Regions from separate parts of the Homo sapiens genome. Here region 2 is linked to region 1. Evidence: read pairs that join two places in POLR2A ChIA-PET (ENCODE). Cell type or tissue: A673. All regions are shown on one strand. Links, peaks and the distances in the headings refer to the core of each region. The heading gives the core; the rest is flanking DNA. Region 1 overlaps IFT81 (intraflagellar transport 81). Region 2 has its middle 13 kb from the start of IFT81.

Region 1 (8,333 bases), core at 99-8,098:
AATAGTGGAGGGAAGGTCAGCAGATAAACAAGTGAACAAAGGTCTCTGGTTTTCCTAGGCAGAGGACCCTGAGGCCTTCCGCAGTGTTTGTGTCCCTGGGTACTTGAGATTAGGGAGTGGTGATGACTCTTAACCAGCATGCTGCCTTCAAGCATCTGTTTAACAAAGCACATCTTGCACTGCCCTTAATCCATTTAACCCTGAGTGGACACAGCACATGTTTCAGAGAGCACAGGGTTGGGGGATAAGGTCACAGATCAACAGGATCCCAAGGCAGAAGAATTTTTCTTAGTACAGAACAAAATGAAAAGTCTCCCATGTCTACTTCTTTCCACACAGACACGGCAACCATCCTATTTCTCAATCTTTTCCCCACCTTTCCCCGCTTTCTATTCCACAAAACCACCATTGTCATCATGGCCTGTTCTCAATGAGCTGTTGGGCACACCTCCCAGACGGGATGGTGGCCGGGCAGAGGGGCTCCTCACTTCCCAGTAGGGGCGGCCGGGCAGAGGCGCCCCTCACCTCCCGGACGAGGCGGCTGGCCGGGCGGGGGGCTGACCCCCCCACCTCCCTCCCGGACGGGGTGGCTGGCCGGGCAGAGAGGCTCCTCACTTCCCAGTAGGGGCGGCCGGGCAGAGGCGCCCCTCACCTCCCGGACGGGGCGGCTGGCCGGGTGGGGGGCTGAACCCCCACCTCCCTCCCGGACGGGGCGGCTGGCTGGGCGGGGGGCTGACCCCCCCACCTCCCTCCTGGACGGGGCGGCTGGCCGGGCGGGGGGCTGACCCCCCCACCTCCCTCCCGGATGGGGCGGCTGGTCGGGCAGAGGGGCTCCTCACTTCCCAGTAGGGGCAGCTGGGCAGAGGCGCCCCTCACCTCCTGGACGGGGCGGCTGGCCGGGTGGGGGGCTGACCCCCCCACCTCCCTCCTGGACAGGGCGGCTGGCCTGGCGGGGGCTGACCCCCACCTCCCTCCCGGACGGGGCGGCTGCCGGGCGGAGACGCTCCTCACTTTCCAGACTGGGCAGCCAGGCAGAGGGGCTCCTCACATCCCAGACGATGGGCGGCCAGGCAGAGACGCTCCTCACTTCCTAGACGGGGTGGCGGCCGGGCAGAGGCTGCACTCTGGGCACTTTGGGAGGCCAAGGCAGGCGGCTGGGGGGTGGAGGTTGTAGCGACACGAGATCACGCCACTGCACTCCAGCCTGGGCACCATTGAGCACTGAGTGAACCAGACACCATCTGCAATCCCGGCACCTCCGGAGGCCGAGGCTGGCGGATCACTCGCGGTTAGGAGCTGGAGACCAGCCCGGCCAACACAGCGAAACCCTGTCTCCACCAAAAAAATACGAAAACCAGTCAGGCGTGGCGGCGCGCGCCTGCAATTGCAGGCACTCGGCAGGCTGAGGCAGGAGAATCAGGCAGGGAGGTTGCAGTGAGCCGAGATGGCAGCAGTACAGTCCAGCTTCAGCTCGGCATCAGAGGGAGACCGTGGAAAGAGAGGGAGAGGGAGACCGTGGGGAGAGGGAGACCGTGGGGAGAGGGAGACCATGGGGAGAGGCAGAGGCAGAGGCAGAGGAGGCAGAGGAGGCAGAGGAGGCAGAGGCAGAGGCAGAGGCAGAGGCAAATTTTTCTATTTTTAGTGGAGACAGGGTTTCATCACGTTGGCCAGGCTGGTCTAGAACGCCTGACCTCAGGTGATCCTCCTGCCTCGGCCTCCCAAAGTGCTGGGATTACAGGCCTGAGCCACCACGTCTGGCCAGAACCATTTTTTAAAATAAAAAAGCACTAGGAAACCTACAGAGAAATTAATACTACTTACCAAAGTTCAGTAAGTTAGAAAAAATAACTAGAATGAACACTTTTGTCTTCAAATCCTGCTAGTCCAACATCCATGCTATTTTCCATTTCTTAATTAAATCACATCTTTGTCAGTTATTTCATCAAACGATGTATAAGCATAGACAACTACAGGAATTGGCCCAAGGGAGTTAGGCACGAGATGAGATAGAACCAACTGTTTAGGAGTGGCATGAATATACACAAAGCCCACAGTCTTTCTGCTCATTTGTCAGTGTCTTGTGCTCTAGACAGAACTTCAGACTTGAAGAAAACCTGAAAAGGCCATCATGTCACGCTCCAATAAATTATTTGGATTCCCTGAAGTCTGGTCTCAGAGTTGCTCTTTGTTTTAAGGCAAGAGAAAATGTTCAAAGCAGCCTTTGTTATTTGCTAAAATGACAGTCTTTTAAAATCACGCATCATAACTAGTCCCACATAAATACACATAAAAATACTATTCTAACCTTTTCTAACCTGTTAGTGGCACATTTTCAACTGTAAATTAGAAAATCTCACCAAGTCAAGCATAAGCAATGTAATTATCTACATATGGTAGTGGCTAGTTAACTGCTCAGTCTTTTAAGAGAGTCTGTAATAATCGATATGATATATGCGGGTAGAAATCTGTATTAAATGAAATTTGTGACACAGGAACATCCATCTGTGGAACACAGTTAATCACACCATCCAAGGTCTCTGTGCTTCTATTATAAATCAAATCACCACCACACAGCTGTTACTATCTCTAACGGGTGCTTCCACTGCTGTCCAAGCAGTTAATTCTCCAGAAAAAAAAAAAAAATCCATGAAAACTTTTAAAATTTGGGGTTAAAAGTGTGGCATTACCTAGACTGCATGCATAATACACTACACTTCTATTACAGTGAACTGAGCCAAATTTATTTGATTCTGTTTTGTTCTTTCTCTTGGGAAATTTTAGGGGCCTCAGGTCCTGCTATGAACTCTAAAGAGTACAATGTGATTTGAAAGGTTCTAAAAATATCACAGGTTTGCCTAGGCTCACTTAGAAGGGTGGATGATTCAATTACAAGTGTCAAAATTTGATTCCTAATTTTTCAGGACCTGACAGCTGCAGCACATCTTGCCAGGATTCCCTTATCTTCATTGTGCTTCTCTTTGAAGTATTTAAAGAAGATTTCATAATCTTTCCAATTTAGCTCTAAGATTTGTCAGTAGCTGTAGAATGAATTGGCTGGCCCTTTCTAAAGCTGCTTATAAATATTATTTGACCAAGCATATTTTAAAAGTAGCTGTAACTACAAAACAGCTGAGCTTCTTGTGATGGTCAGGGGAGAAAACACAATGGACTATAATACTCCCATACACCATAAACCAAGGATGACCTTTCATTGCATGAGTTCCAGTGGAACCTTAACTGGAGGTACATTTATTGCTATAAAAAAAATTCAGATCCCAAAGGCATGCATTCATCTGAATGACCACTCTGGGAAGGGTACTAGTACTGCATATCATTGGGACTGATTTTTTGTTTGCTCTTTCAAATTATGAAAGCAGAGAATCAGAGAGATCAAGGTGACTAAGATGGTAAAATCACTAGCTACTGGCACTACTTACAAGAGGCACATGTTCTATTCTTCGTCCTTCCAGTAAATGAGAGAAAGTCTTCAAGCTGAGATTGCTGCCTATGAAACAGCAAAAATCACGCCAAAAGAGGTAGCTGAAGGCTACCAGATTAAATGGCAAATTTAAGTTTCTCACCAGGTATTTAAAAAATAATACAGGCATGAACCACAATGCCTGGCATAATCAGATTTTTTAAGATTAAAAAACCTGGCCAGGCACAGTGGCTTACGCCTGTAATCCCAGCACTTTGGGAGGCTAAGGCGGGTGGATCATGAGGTCAGGAGATTGAGACCATCCTGGCTAACATGGTGAAACCCCATCTCTACTAAAAATACAAAAAAATTAGCCGGGCATGGTGGCGGGCACCTGTAGTCCCAGCTACTCGGGAGGCTGAGGCAGGAGAATGGCGTGAACCCGGGAGGCAGAGCTTGCAGTGAGCCAAGATCGCACCACTGCACTCCAGCCTGGGCAACAGAGCAAGACTCCATCTCAAAAAATAAATAAATAAAATAAATAAAGATTAAAAAACCCAACCCAAAATACAGATCCAATGTTCTTCTACTTAGTGCACACATTACTTCAAAAATGTCCCTTATCTGGGCTGGGTGAGGTGGCTCAAGCCTGTGATCCCAGCACTTTGGGAAGCCGAGGTGGGCGGATCACTTGAGGTCAGGAGTTCAAGCCCAGCCTGGCTAACATGGTGAAACTCCGTCTGTACTAAAAATACAAAAATTAGTCGGGCATGGTGGTGGGCACCTGCAATCCCAGCCACCTGGGAGGCTGAGGCATGAGAATCGCTTGAACCCGGGAGGCGGAGGTTGCAGTGGGTTGAGATCATGTCAGTGCACTCCAGCCTGAGTGACAGAGTGAGACTGTCAGGCTGCTCCATTACTGAAGAAAGCTCAAGTGGTAGACATTTTTCTCTGAAGTCAATCAAATATTTCATTCTAATCACCATTCATTGGTCCTAATTTGGCTTTCTCATAAACAAAAAAAATAACACTAATCCATCTGTGTCAGGGGTCCCCAAGACCATCTCTAGATTCAGTGATTCACTGGGAGAACTCAAAGTATACAGTCATACTCTTAGCTATGATTTATTACACTGAATACCAAGCAAAATCGCAGAGGGAAAAGGCACATGGGGTGAAATTTGGAGGAAACCAGGTGCAAACTTCTAAAAGTTGTCTCCCACTGCAGTCACAGAGGGCATAATTAATTCCTCCAGTGATGAGTTATAACAACACGCATGAAATGATCAGGGAGGCTCATTAGAGACTTAGTTCTCAAGGTTTTTACTAGGAGCTGATCATCTAGGCACATTCTGCCTAGCCTGTACCAAAATTCCAGAAAGAAGAAAGAAAGAAAGAGAGAGAGAGAGGAAGGAAGGAAGGAAGGAAGGAAGGAAGGAAGGAAGGAAGGAAGGAAGGAAGGAAGGGAGGAAGGAAAAGAAAGAAAGACAAAGAAAGAGGCAAGCAAGCAGGAGCTCGACATAAAGCACACTCTTCATATACTTTAGGCAAGGTGAGCCATTCTTATCAGTGAATGGCAGGAATCCATCCAAGAACCAAGTTCCCCCAGATGCCAGCCAAGGGCCAACTTTGCAAGCAGACCTTTCTAGGGATAGCAGTCTCAGGCCTGCATGTTAATTTTTTTCTGAACACCATCTTTTCCATAATCCTTTAACTATTTATTATGTCTTTCTTCAGTCTTTTATTCCTCAGTTAATACATAATCAATTCCCACTGTGTCTTTCTCTAGTCTTTTGTTTCAGTTAATACATAATCAATTATTGATATGAAAGTTTCCAGACTTTTTGTCCATTTTAGTCACCCTCATGTGGGACTCTGGCATGATTGTCTCTTAAAACATGAAGTCAAAAATATAAAATAATACTCCAGGCATAATCAGACCATAAACAGGATACTTTTTAAAAAAATTAATGTAGTATAATCGTTTATGCATTTTTTAAAGCTGCGTTAGTAACAGATGATGTGTTGAATTGGCAAACAAAACTTGAATTCTACCACATTATATTTATTATAATCCCATTAATGGCATTTTGTTTAAGCACAGTGCCCCTATCTACCAAGATGATTCTGAATTATAATTCCATCATGTGTTTCAGGTTGACTATTTCTTCCAGCTTTCTGTCATGTGCAAACTATTGATGACTCTACAGCCAGACTGCTAAATCCAACTCCTGGTTCTACTACTTACTAGCAATGGGGTGTCAGGCAAGTCAGCTTAAAACCTCTGCATGTCTCAGATCCTTTATCTGTAAAAACTGGGTATAGTAATTACAGCCAGGCGCAGGCTCACGCCTGTAATCCTAACACTTCAGGAGGCCGAAGTGGGAGGACTGCTTGAGGCCGGGAGTTTAAGACCAGCCTGGGAAACATAGTGAGACCACATCTCTACAAAACAAAACAAAAAAAGAAAATTAGCTGGGCATGGTGGCTCGTGCCTGTAGTCCGAGCTTCTCAGGAGGCTGAGGTAGGAGGATCACTTGAGCCTAGGAGTTTCAGGCTGCAGTAAGCCATGATCACACCACCGCACTCCAGCCTGGGTGACAGAGTGAGATCCTGTCTCTGGGGAAAAAAAAAAAAAAAAAGAAACCTAAATAAAAAAAAATTGTACTTACAGAGTCGTACAATGACAAAAATGAGAATAATGTATATAAGAAGCCTAGTATGATATATGGCACGTTGTAATTGCCTAATTAAAAAATTATTATTTATCTAAAGTATTGATAATAATAAACAAATCAGGATAAAGGGCAAATCTCCATGGCATTTTTTGTGTGTACATTTCCTCAGAGATGACAGCAATCAAAATATTTTGAGACTATCAATTCAACCAGATTTATATTAAGATATACTTAAAATTCAATATAAAAACCTTTGAGATATAAAAACAGTAAAATATTCATTACTATTTATTTTCAGTTATGTTAGCAGGGTGTAATCTCTAAACTAAATGTAGTCATTTAATAGAGTGTAGTTTCTATCATCTTTCAAATACTGGTATGAAGGGAAAGAAATCAAGATTGACTGGATGGGTAGGAAAATGTATCTTTTATCACTGAGAAGATCATTTCAACTGTTCAAGCAATTCCTACTTATGTCAGAACTCTGGCAGATAAGAGAAAAATACATGCCTGTGCTTATTCCTGTGTACTGCCTTACTTTATGAAAATAAAATGTTAAAATGATAAAGTACAATGGGGGGGAAGTACTTCCAGAAACTTCGTCTTTTACTAATAAGGAAAACCAATGAAATACCAATAAAAAGGCCTAGTAAAGAAAAAAATATCTGTAGCATCTGCAATCAGAAGAGCTAAAACTCTTAGACAGTATGTAACATCTGGAACATTAACTTTAATGGCAGTAGGAAGCATCAAAATGTATACTTCACCACCAAACTAAAAACTGCTAATGGACCTCTAAAAAGAAAATGACTAAAGAATATAAATCACTGTATATGTCTAGAACTTGTTACATTTACGCAAATTAACATTATGTTCCTAAATTTTTCCAAGATAAGATCAATCAAATAACTACATATCGACAATCAAGGAATAAAGTTTTACATCCAAACAAATGGCTGTCATATAATTTCTGGCAAATATACACTTCCCAATTAATGATTGTTCACAGTGTAGTCCTCTTTAGAGTCAAATATGATTCCTAAAATTTACCCATTCTAATAGTGCCATCTCCAAGGCACTATAGGAATGGGTAAATTTTAGGAATCATATTTGATGGCAATAAAATATTGCCATTAGGATGGCAATAGTCTCTTACATGCTAACTGTGTAACTTTGGGAAAATTATTTCAATTTCTCTGTTTCTTAAGTTACAAAATGGAGGTAATATTTACTTCAGAGGCTTTCTGAGAGGATGAATTAGGGTATATTGTGAGATAACATAAAATTTACCACTTTTACCATTTTTAAGTATACAGTTCTGTGGCTTTAAGTACATTCATGTTGCTGTTGTATAACCATTACTAAAGCTATATTTTTTAAGTGCTCAAGACTGAGCATGCAGTAACTGCTCAGAGAATGGCAGCTAGAATTATTCTCATTAATGCTATCTTATTCCATTTTAAATTTGTGTAAATTATTTATTCCTAAACAGAAACTATTTCATATTTATTTCCACTAAATTGCTCCCAGTCTGGGAAATACTAGTTTCAACTTTTAAGCTGTGAACTATATTTCTAGCTTTCAAATTCTTCATCCAAGTGATTGACAAAAATATACAAATACTAAGAACTAACACACAGCATTTACTATGTGCCTAGTGCTGTTCTAAGCATGTTCAATTAATCCTCAAAATAATTCTAGGAGTTACATACTACAAACATTCACATTTTACAGCTGAGTATAAAGAGGGTAAGGAACTCGTCCAAGGTCATCCAGCTGGTAAACGGCAAAACCAGGATTTGCACTCAAACAACCAAGTTCTAGAGCCACTCTTAACCACTCCACCATGCTGCCTCTGACACACATAGTTAACATACCACCCATGCAAATGATTACTTTCAGATGCCAGGTGTTATATGTTGACTGAGCCTTTGAGTTTCTCAGAAGCTTTAGCACCTATTATTTCATGTGCCTTTCCTAGAGATAATAAAGAGCAATCAGCCCCATTTTACAGATAGAGAAGCCTCAGGGAGGTCGAGTAATTTCTTCAAGGTCAACAGATCTTAGAGAGGTCCTGGGTCTTAGCTTGGCCACTTACTAGCTGTGTGAAACTGCAATCTCCTCGAGCATCACTCAACTGTGACAGGGAAATGGTAACAACACCTTTTACAAGAAGTAAAAAAGTATCTATTTGCAAAGTACCTGGAACAGAGCTTTGTATAAAAAGTGCTCAATAA
Region 2 (8,333 bases), core at 62-8,061, 58 kb after region 1:
TGGAGGTTGCAATGAGCCAAGATTGCACCACTGCACTCCAGCCTGGGTGACAGAGTGAGACTCTGTCTCAAAAAAAATTTTTTTTTAATTTAATCCACAGCAATGTGGATCCGGAGGGGCAGACTGACTTTATAGATAAAATTACACAATCAAAATGATGGGCAGTCAGGCCTTGTGGGGTCAGTGAATCCAGCCCCATGTCTTCCAAGCTGCACTTCTCTCTTCTAGCTGAAGTTCCAGGCATTATGTGAGTTAGGCCTAATTTCATTTCGGCACACTGCCTGCACCTACATAATCTCATTTAATCTTCACAACAAGTCTGCAAGGACAGTTTTTTGTTTTTCTTTTTTTAGACAGTCTAACTTTGTCACCCAGGCTGGAGTGCAGTGGTGTGATCATGGCTCACTGCAGCCTCAACCTCCTGGGCTCAAGAGATCCTCCTGCCTCAGCCTCCTGAGTAGCTGGGACTACAAGCGAGAACCACCATGCCTGGCTAATTTTTGCATTTTTCTTTAGAGACAGGGTCTCACTACATTGCCCAAGCTGGTCTTGAACTCCTGGGCTCAAGCAATTCTCCCGCCTTGGCCTCCCAAGAGGCTGGGATTATAGGCGTGAGCCACCACACCCAGCCACAGTATTATTTTTTTCCACTTTATGATTAAGGAAATTGAGACCTAGAGAGTTAACAGAGGCCCAAGGTCGCAGAGCTGGTAGCTGGCTGAGCCAAGATTCAAACATAGGTCTGCCTGATTCCAAAGCCATTTTCATCAGCCTCCTAAACTGGCTCCAAACTGGCCCAGCAGAGACCGAAAGAACCATAAATCAGGCTGCTGAGGTGGGAGGCACAGGGATTTTCTGTGTGGGAGGGACCACATCAACACAGTGCCTGGACTTCTGTGCCTACAAGGGCTTTGCCAAGGAAGCTCTTCTCACACCCAGGTATAGCTAATGGTTTGAAATCCAAGCGCTTATCCCAAAATCAAAGAGGGGGAAGATGGAGAGAAAACACTTGGCCAATGCTGGGAAAAAAAGTGTATTTTCATTTCAGATGCCTTTCAAGTTTCTTTTTTTCCCAGCTGAATGTTTGGTGTATTTATAGAGTTCAGGGGGAGTATTTAAGGGTAACCGGCAGTGGAGCTGCATTTTGGGCTATCAGGAAGCTGAGAATCATGCAGGAGAAGTTTGGTGGAAGCGGACAAGAGCAGCAGGGCACAAACTGGCTTTGTCTTTCATGTTGCCAAGACCACCTCATCCTCCTGGGGCTGATGACGTCAAATCGAGGTCTATGAGAGTGCTACAGATGAAATGATCGACTCAAAATGATGGGCAAATGGGTGAATGAATAAGCAAACTGTGGTATATACATACAGTAGAATATTATTCAGCCATAAAAAGAAATGAAGTACTGGTCCATGCTATAGCATATATGAACCTCAAAAACATGGTGCTGAGCAAAACAAGCCAAATGCAAAAGGCCACCCGTTGTATGACTCCTGTTATATGAAATACTCAGAATAGGCAAATCCCTAGAGACAGAATGTGGACTGGTGGTTGCCAGGGGCCAGGCAGAGGGGAGAATGCAAAGCAAGTGCTTAATCGGTACAGAATTTCCTTTTGAGGCCGGGCACAGTGGCTCACGCCTGTAATCCCAGCATTTTGGGAGGCCAAGGTGGGCAGATCACTTGAGGTCAGGAGTTCAAGACCAACCTGGCCAACATGGCAAAACCCTGTCTCTACTAAAAGTACAAAAAAATAGCCAGGTGCGGTGGTGCAGGCCCATAATCCCAGCTACGTGGGAGGCTGAGGCAGAAGAATCGCTTGAACCCAGGAGGTGGAGGTTACAGTGAGCCCAGATCGCACTACTGCACTCCAGCCTGGGTGACAGAGCAACACTCTGTCTCAAAAAAAAAAAAAAAAAAAAAAAAAAAAAAGCATTTCCTTTTGAGGTGATGAAAATGTTCTGGAAATAGACAGAGGTGGTTGTACGATATATGTTAATGTACTAATTACCATGGAATTGTTCCTTTTAAAATGGTTGGTTTTATGTTATGTGACTCTCATCTCAATTATATTTTTTTTTTTGGAAAAAAAAATTCCCTTCCTTCCCGTCCCTCCCTTCCTTCCTTCCTCTCTCTCTTTCCTCCCTTTTCTTTCCTTCTTTCTTTCTTTCTTTTTTTTTTTTTTTTTTTTTTGAGACAGGGTCTCGTCCAAGCTGGAGTGCAGTGGCATGATCATGGCTCACTGCAGCCTCGACCTCCTGGACTCAAGTGATCCTCCTCAACCTCCTGAGTAGCTGAGACTACACCCACCACCATGCCCAGCTAATTTTTAATTTTTTGTAGAAACATGGTCCCGCTACGTTGCCCAGGCTAGTCTCAAACTCTTGGGCTCAAATGATCCTCCTGCCTTGGCCTCCCAAAGCTCTGGGATTATAGGCATGGGACACCATGCCCAGCCAGCAAGGTCTTTTCTGTTCCTCTTACTTAAAGTAACCAACCCACCAGTCACCCTCCATCACTGTGCTCTTCAGACTGTTGGTCATGGCCTATTAGAGGGAATGGAAATCAATTTAGTGGATCTCAATTAACATTTTAAAAAATGAAATGAAATAAAACAGAAAATATCACACAAGGATAAGGGTAAATATTACTGTGTCAGAAATTTTTTTACTTTTTTTTTTTTTTTTTGAGACGGAGTTTCCCTCTGTGGCCCAGGCTGGAGTGCAGTGGTGCAATCTCAGATCACTGCAGCCTCCACCTCCCTGGTTCAGCGAGTCTCCTGCCTCAACCTCCCGAGTAGCTGGGATTACAGGCACGAGCCACCATGCCCAGCTAACTTTTTTGTATTTTTAGTAGAGATGGGGGTTTCGCCATGTTGTCCAGGCTGGTCTGGAACTCTTGACTTCAAATGATCTGCCTGCCTCGGCCTCCTAAAATGCTGGGATTACAGGCATGAGCCACCACGCCCAGCCTATTTTTTGCTTCTTAATAAACCACTCCAAATTTATTGATATGCAACCGTTTTTTCCCACAAGTCTGTGGGTTAGCTGGGCTCAGCTGGGCGGTTCTGCTCCATGTGGTATCTGCTGGGATCACTCATACGGCTGAATCCAGCTGGAGGTCCGTGTGGGGCTAGAACATCCAAGGTGGCATCCCTCTTGGATCTGGATGTTAGTGTTGGTGGCCACTTCTTCACATGGAAGCTCTCCTTCTCTTGTGGCCTCTCATCATTCAGTTGTCTGACCTGAGCTTCCTTTCATGGTTCTGGGTACAAAGAGCACAAAAGTGGAAGCTGCCAGTCCCCTTAAGGCTGAAGCCCAGAAAAGGCACAAAGTTGTTTCCGCTGCATCCTATTGCCCAAAGCAAATCACAAGAGCCACCCAGATTTAAGGGAAGGGAGAGGCTGGGTGTGGTGGCTCATGCCTATAGTCCCAGTACCTTGGGAAGCTGAGGCAGGAGGACAGCTTGAGCCCAGGAGTTTGAACTCAACATAGTGAGACCCCAACTCTACAAAAAAATGAAAAAATCAGCTGGCGTGGTGCTGCATGCCTGTAGTCCTACCTACTCGGGAGGCTGAGGCAGGAGTGTTACCAAAACACCAGGGGTTCAGACTAGGTCCTGCTGCTTGCCACACAGAAAGCCAATCACTGACAGGACAAGTATTGCCAAGGAAGAAGGCTTTAATTGGGTGCTGCAGCTGAAGTGATGGGAGCTGAGTCTCAAATCCAACTCCCTGGTCTACTAAAATTAGGAGTTTATATAGTGGGGAAGAAATGTAACAACATGCGGGAAAACAAGAACTAGGGAAGGGCAGGAAGTCATCTGATGCCCTGATCTGGTGAGTTTCAGTGCTTCAGTACTTGTTTTTGAGAGGCCTGAAGGTCCTCAGATAAAACAAATACAGCTTTAATAGCAGAAGGGTCAATGTCTATGTTTATCCAAAAGAACAGTGTATGGGAGTGTTGGGCCAGTTTCAGGAGGATCACTTGAGCCTAGGAGTTCAAGGCTTCAATGAGTTTGATCATACCACTGCACTCCAGCCTGAGTGACTGAGACTCTGTCTCTAAAACAAACAAATAACAAAAACAGGGAAGGGGAAGCTGGCTCCACCTCTTTTTTTTTTTTTTTTTTTTTTTTTGTAGAGATGGAGGTTCACTATGTTACCCAGGTGGGTATCAAACTCCTGGCCTCAAGCAATCCTCCAGCCTTGGCCTCCCGCTCGGTTTATAGGTGTGAGCCTCTGCACTGGGTCTTGACTCCACTTCTTTTTCTTTTTCTTTCTGAGATGGAGTCTTGCTCTGTCAGCCAGGCTGGAGTACAGTAGTGCAATGTCAGCTCACTGCAACTTTACCTCCCAGGTTCAAGAGATTCTCCTGCCTCAGCCTCCCAGGTAGCTGGGATTACAAGCATGTGCCACCACACCTGGCTAATTTTTGTATTTTTAGTAGAGACAGGGCTTTCACCATGTTGGCCAGGCTGGTCTCAAATTCCTAACCTCAAGTAATCCACCCTCCTCAGCCTCCCAAAGTGCTGGGATTATAGGCATGAGCCACCACGCCCAGCCTTAACTCCGCCTCTTGATGGGGGAGCAACATGTGCATTCTATGAATGGGAGAAGTTGTTGGCAGATGTTGGTGCAGACAGTCCACCACAGTTGTTTTTTCCCTTTTAATAAACATGCATGTGTGCGCATTGGTTCACATGATAAACATATCTCTTGCTGTGAGTCAAAGTCAAAAGGCTGGAAAAACACACTTCTATATCCTTTAAAAAATTTATTTCAGCCGAGGGCGGTGGCTCACGCCTGTAATCCCAGCACTTTGGGAGGCCAAGGCATGCGGATCACCTGAGGTTGGGAGTTCAAGACCACCCTGACCAACATGGAGAAACCCCGTCTCTACTAAAAATACAAAATTAGCCGGGTGTGGTGGCACATGCCTGTAATCCCAGCTGCTCGGGAGGCTGAGGCAGGAGAATTGCTTGAACCCAGGAGGCGGAGGTTGCAGTGAGCCAGAGATCACGCCATTACACTCCAGCCTGGGCAACAAGAGTGAAACTCTGTTTCAAAAAAAAAAATTTCTTTCATAGCCCTTAGTACTCTCTGACCTTAGCTTATTTTATTATAGATCTCTGCCATTCAAATGTAAGTTCCCTGAGGGCAGGGGCCTTGTCTGTCCTATTAGTCCTGTGTCCTCAGCACCTAATAGGGTCTGGCTGTTAAGAGGTGCTTAATAAATATCTGTAGTCATTGAGTAGGGTGTTGTTGAATCAGCTCTTATTTCTTGGGTGCTGAGCACTTAAAACATTATCTCATTTAATTTACTCAACATATATTTGAGCACCTACTGTGTGCCAGGCACTATTTGAGGTGATGGTGAAACAACAGGAAACAAAATAGACAATAATACCTGCCCTCAGTGAGTGTATTTTCACCATATAGTAGAGAACAGATTCACTGATACTATTTTGACAAAGAAGGAAACTGAGAGTCAGAGACGTCAGGCAACTTGCCCAAGGTCACACAGCTGTTAATTTCACCCTGACACCTGGCTCTTCTCCACTCTCCTGTAGATGTTGAATTTTGCCCAGAGATGGGCTTAGGTGGTTATGGATCTCAATTTCTGCAATTGTTTCCCTGAAGGACCAAACTTGTCTTTCTAGGAGTCAGACACAGGGCAGTGGGAACAGGTGAGTCCCATGACCTCAGAGTCCCTGCCCCTCCCACCCTTAGTTCCCCGACTCTGTGACAATGGCTCACACCTGGGGTGTTGCAGATTTGAGCCACAGATCCCAGTCACCCCCACTGTCTTATCGGCATGTGACATTCCCAAGTGGCTGGGGCGTGCAGGCTGGGCAAAGAATGCAGCCTGAACAAAAATAAACCTGTTACATTCCTTGGCAGCCCCCTGCCCCTTCCTGCTCTCCAGCCATCCATCCTCACAGCAGAGTCTGCCAGGGAAGGCAGAGAGAGGGCGAACAGGGTGGAGGAAGTCAGTGTTGCTACCCGGAGAGAGGGAGAGGAAAAGAGAGAGAGAGAGAGAGAGAGAGAGAGGAGAGGAGAGGGAAGAGAAAGAGAGAGAGAGAGATCACCTTATATGGGAACGTGTGCAGACAATATGTGGCAATGGCTTAAAGGGCAGCAGAGGTCAGATACCAGACAGATGGAAGAAATTAAACATGGGACAGAGCTTGTCCCTGAGCCCTGAAAACAGCTCTTGTTTCACAGCAAGTTCGCACAAAGCCTGGCCCATTTTCCTTTTTTGCCTAAGCCCTGCAAGATGTGTGTCCTAACCTCTCCGTGACTCTGAGTCAGGCCTCTCGACTCCGATTCTGTGGCTTGGCAGCGGTCTCAATCCTTTAAGGTCATTTATTTGACGAACAAAATTCCTCGTTGCAAATAAAAAGGAAAAGGCCAGGCCTATTTCTCAAGAGTTTCCAATATCTCTCCAAAGCACACAGATTAGTAGTTAATGAGTAAATAATCCTTCATTTCTCATGCATTCATTCAACAAAGATTGAGGACCTGTTACGCCTCAGGCACTGAGCCAGGGGCTGGAAAGATGGCAATGGTGACGATGATGATGACAATTAGCATTTGTTGATTTGCACTCATTTGATAAATATTTCAACAATTAATAATTTACTTTGCGCCTTTTATGATCCAGTCATTGATGATACAGAACATTGATCTACATCATCTGGTTCCTGCCCTTGTGGAGTTTACAAGGAAGGCGAGGGATATTGAACACATGATCCCATTGAGTCCTCACAATAGTTCTTTGAGTTAGTTTACTATTATCATCCCCATTTAACACAGAGTTTTCCAACCTCTGCACTATGGATATTTTGGGCTGGATAATCTTTGTCTTGGAGGGGCTGCTCTGTGCATTGTAGGATATTTAGCAGTGTCCCTGGCCTTCTACCCAACTAGGTGCCAGCTGCAACCATTCCCCTCCCCCTAGTTGTGACAACCAAAAAAATCTCCAGACATTGCAAACTGTCCCGGAGGAAACAAAATTGTTCCCAGTTAAGAATCACTGATTCCACGGATGAGGAAATAGAGGGTCAGGGCGGGCTAAGACATTTCCTAAAGGTCATACCGCTGGTGGGTAGGACTCACACCCTGGTCTACCCAAAGCCCATGGTCCTTACCACTGCAATGTGAAACTGTATTTCCTTGACAACAGATGATTTTGAGTTTGGATGGTTGTAGACTTCATTATCTCATCCTACAAAATGGAAGTTATCTGTGTTAATTTGGATCCTCTGGGAAGCAGATGCCAGGACAGGCTCAGACTTGCAGGGGATTTATCAAGGGAATCCCTGTGAAAGATAAAGGGCGGACGTCTTCAGACTGGGATACTGGGCTAACACCTGGGGAAAGAGACGGGGAAGGAAAGAGTGAGTAGGAGGAGCTGCAGACAGCAATGCGGGTCTCAGAAAGTTTTGGCTGGACTGATGAGGGCTTCCTGAACAAAGTCACTGGTAGGATGAATCTCAGGTCAGCAGCAGTGGGGCTGTGCTACCACCCCCGCTGTGCTGTCATTGGCTAGGAGCCATCTGAGGAAATATGGCCTTGGCGTGAACTTGGTGGATCCAGAGGAATGGGAATGAGGACTGTGAGTCAACTGTGCTCTCCGTGCAGACTCTCTTTTTTTTTAAGACAAGGTCTCACTCTGTCACTCAGGCTGGAATGCAGTGCCATGATCACAGCTCACTGCAGCCTCAACCTCCTGGGTTCAAGTGATTCTCATGCCTCAGCCTCCTGAGTAGCTGGGACCACAGACGCATGCCGCCACGCCTGGCTAATTTTTGTATTTTTTAGTAGAGCCAGGGTTTCATCATGTTGGCCAGGCTGGTCTCGATCTCCTGACCTTAAGTGATCCTCAAGTGATTTCAGCCTCCCAAAGTGCTGGGATTATAGTCATGAGCCACTGCACCCGGCCGTGCAGACTCTCTAGAGGGAGATGCAAGCCGTGCACTACATGGCTGTGACATCATCAAAGTGGTGCCCATTGGTTACATTCACCTTAAGGCAAGGAGACTAAAAAGTGGTGCACTTTTTAGGAGACTACCAGTGGTGCAGTGGGGAACAAAGCCAGGTTGGCCTTCTTTAAGCAAAAGTGTTCATTTTCCTTGCATTGTCTTGAGCTTCTTAGTGATCTTCAAAGTCAGCTCTGACTTGAGTTCCATCAGTGAGGAAGTAAAGAGCACAGACTTGAAGGGCTACCGGTTAGCTGGTTGGCCTTGGTTTCCCCATTTGCATGATGGAGTTAACCTGCCCTAACTCACAGGGTTGATGTGAGGATTTAATGTATAGGAAAGTTTATGGAA

Evidence for each region. Peaks named below come from ENCODE experiments on the same cell type or tissue, not always from the same donor. Only the 100,000 strongest peaks of a DNase experiment are listed, where the experiment ranks them.
Region 2: POLR2A ChIA-PET joins it to region 1 with 5 read pairs; 6 of 35 experiments call an interaction of 5 or more read pairs at or near these places.

Annotation. Positions count from the first base shown.
Region 1 is chr12:110,165,575-110,173,907 of GRCh38, reverse strand. The region is part of intron 11 of IFT81 (intraflagellar transport 81); the gene reads right to left. Among named protein-coding and RNA genes, the nearest start is that of IFT81, 45 kb to the right of the region's middle. RefSeq lists an enhancer at 821-1,601. In A673, for the core only: no CTCF peak of the experiment used is centred there; DNase peaks (open chromatin) are centred at 4,657 and 5,007; H3K27ac peaks cover 6,168 bases.
Region 2 is chr12:110,107,213-110,115,545 of GRCh38, reverse strand. No RefSeq gene overlaps it. Among named protein-coding and RNA genes, the nearest start is that of IFT81, 13 kb to the left of the region's middle. RefSeq lists enhancers at 5,391-5,982, 5,983-6,574. In A673, for the core only: no CTCF peak of the experiment used is centred there; no DNase peak of the experiment used is centred there.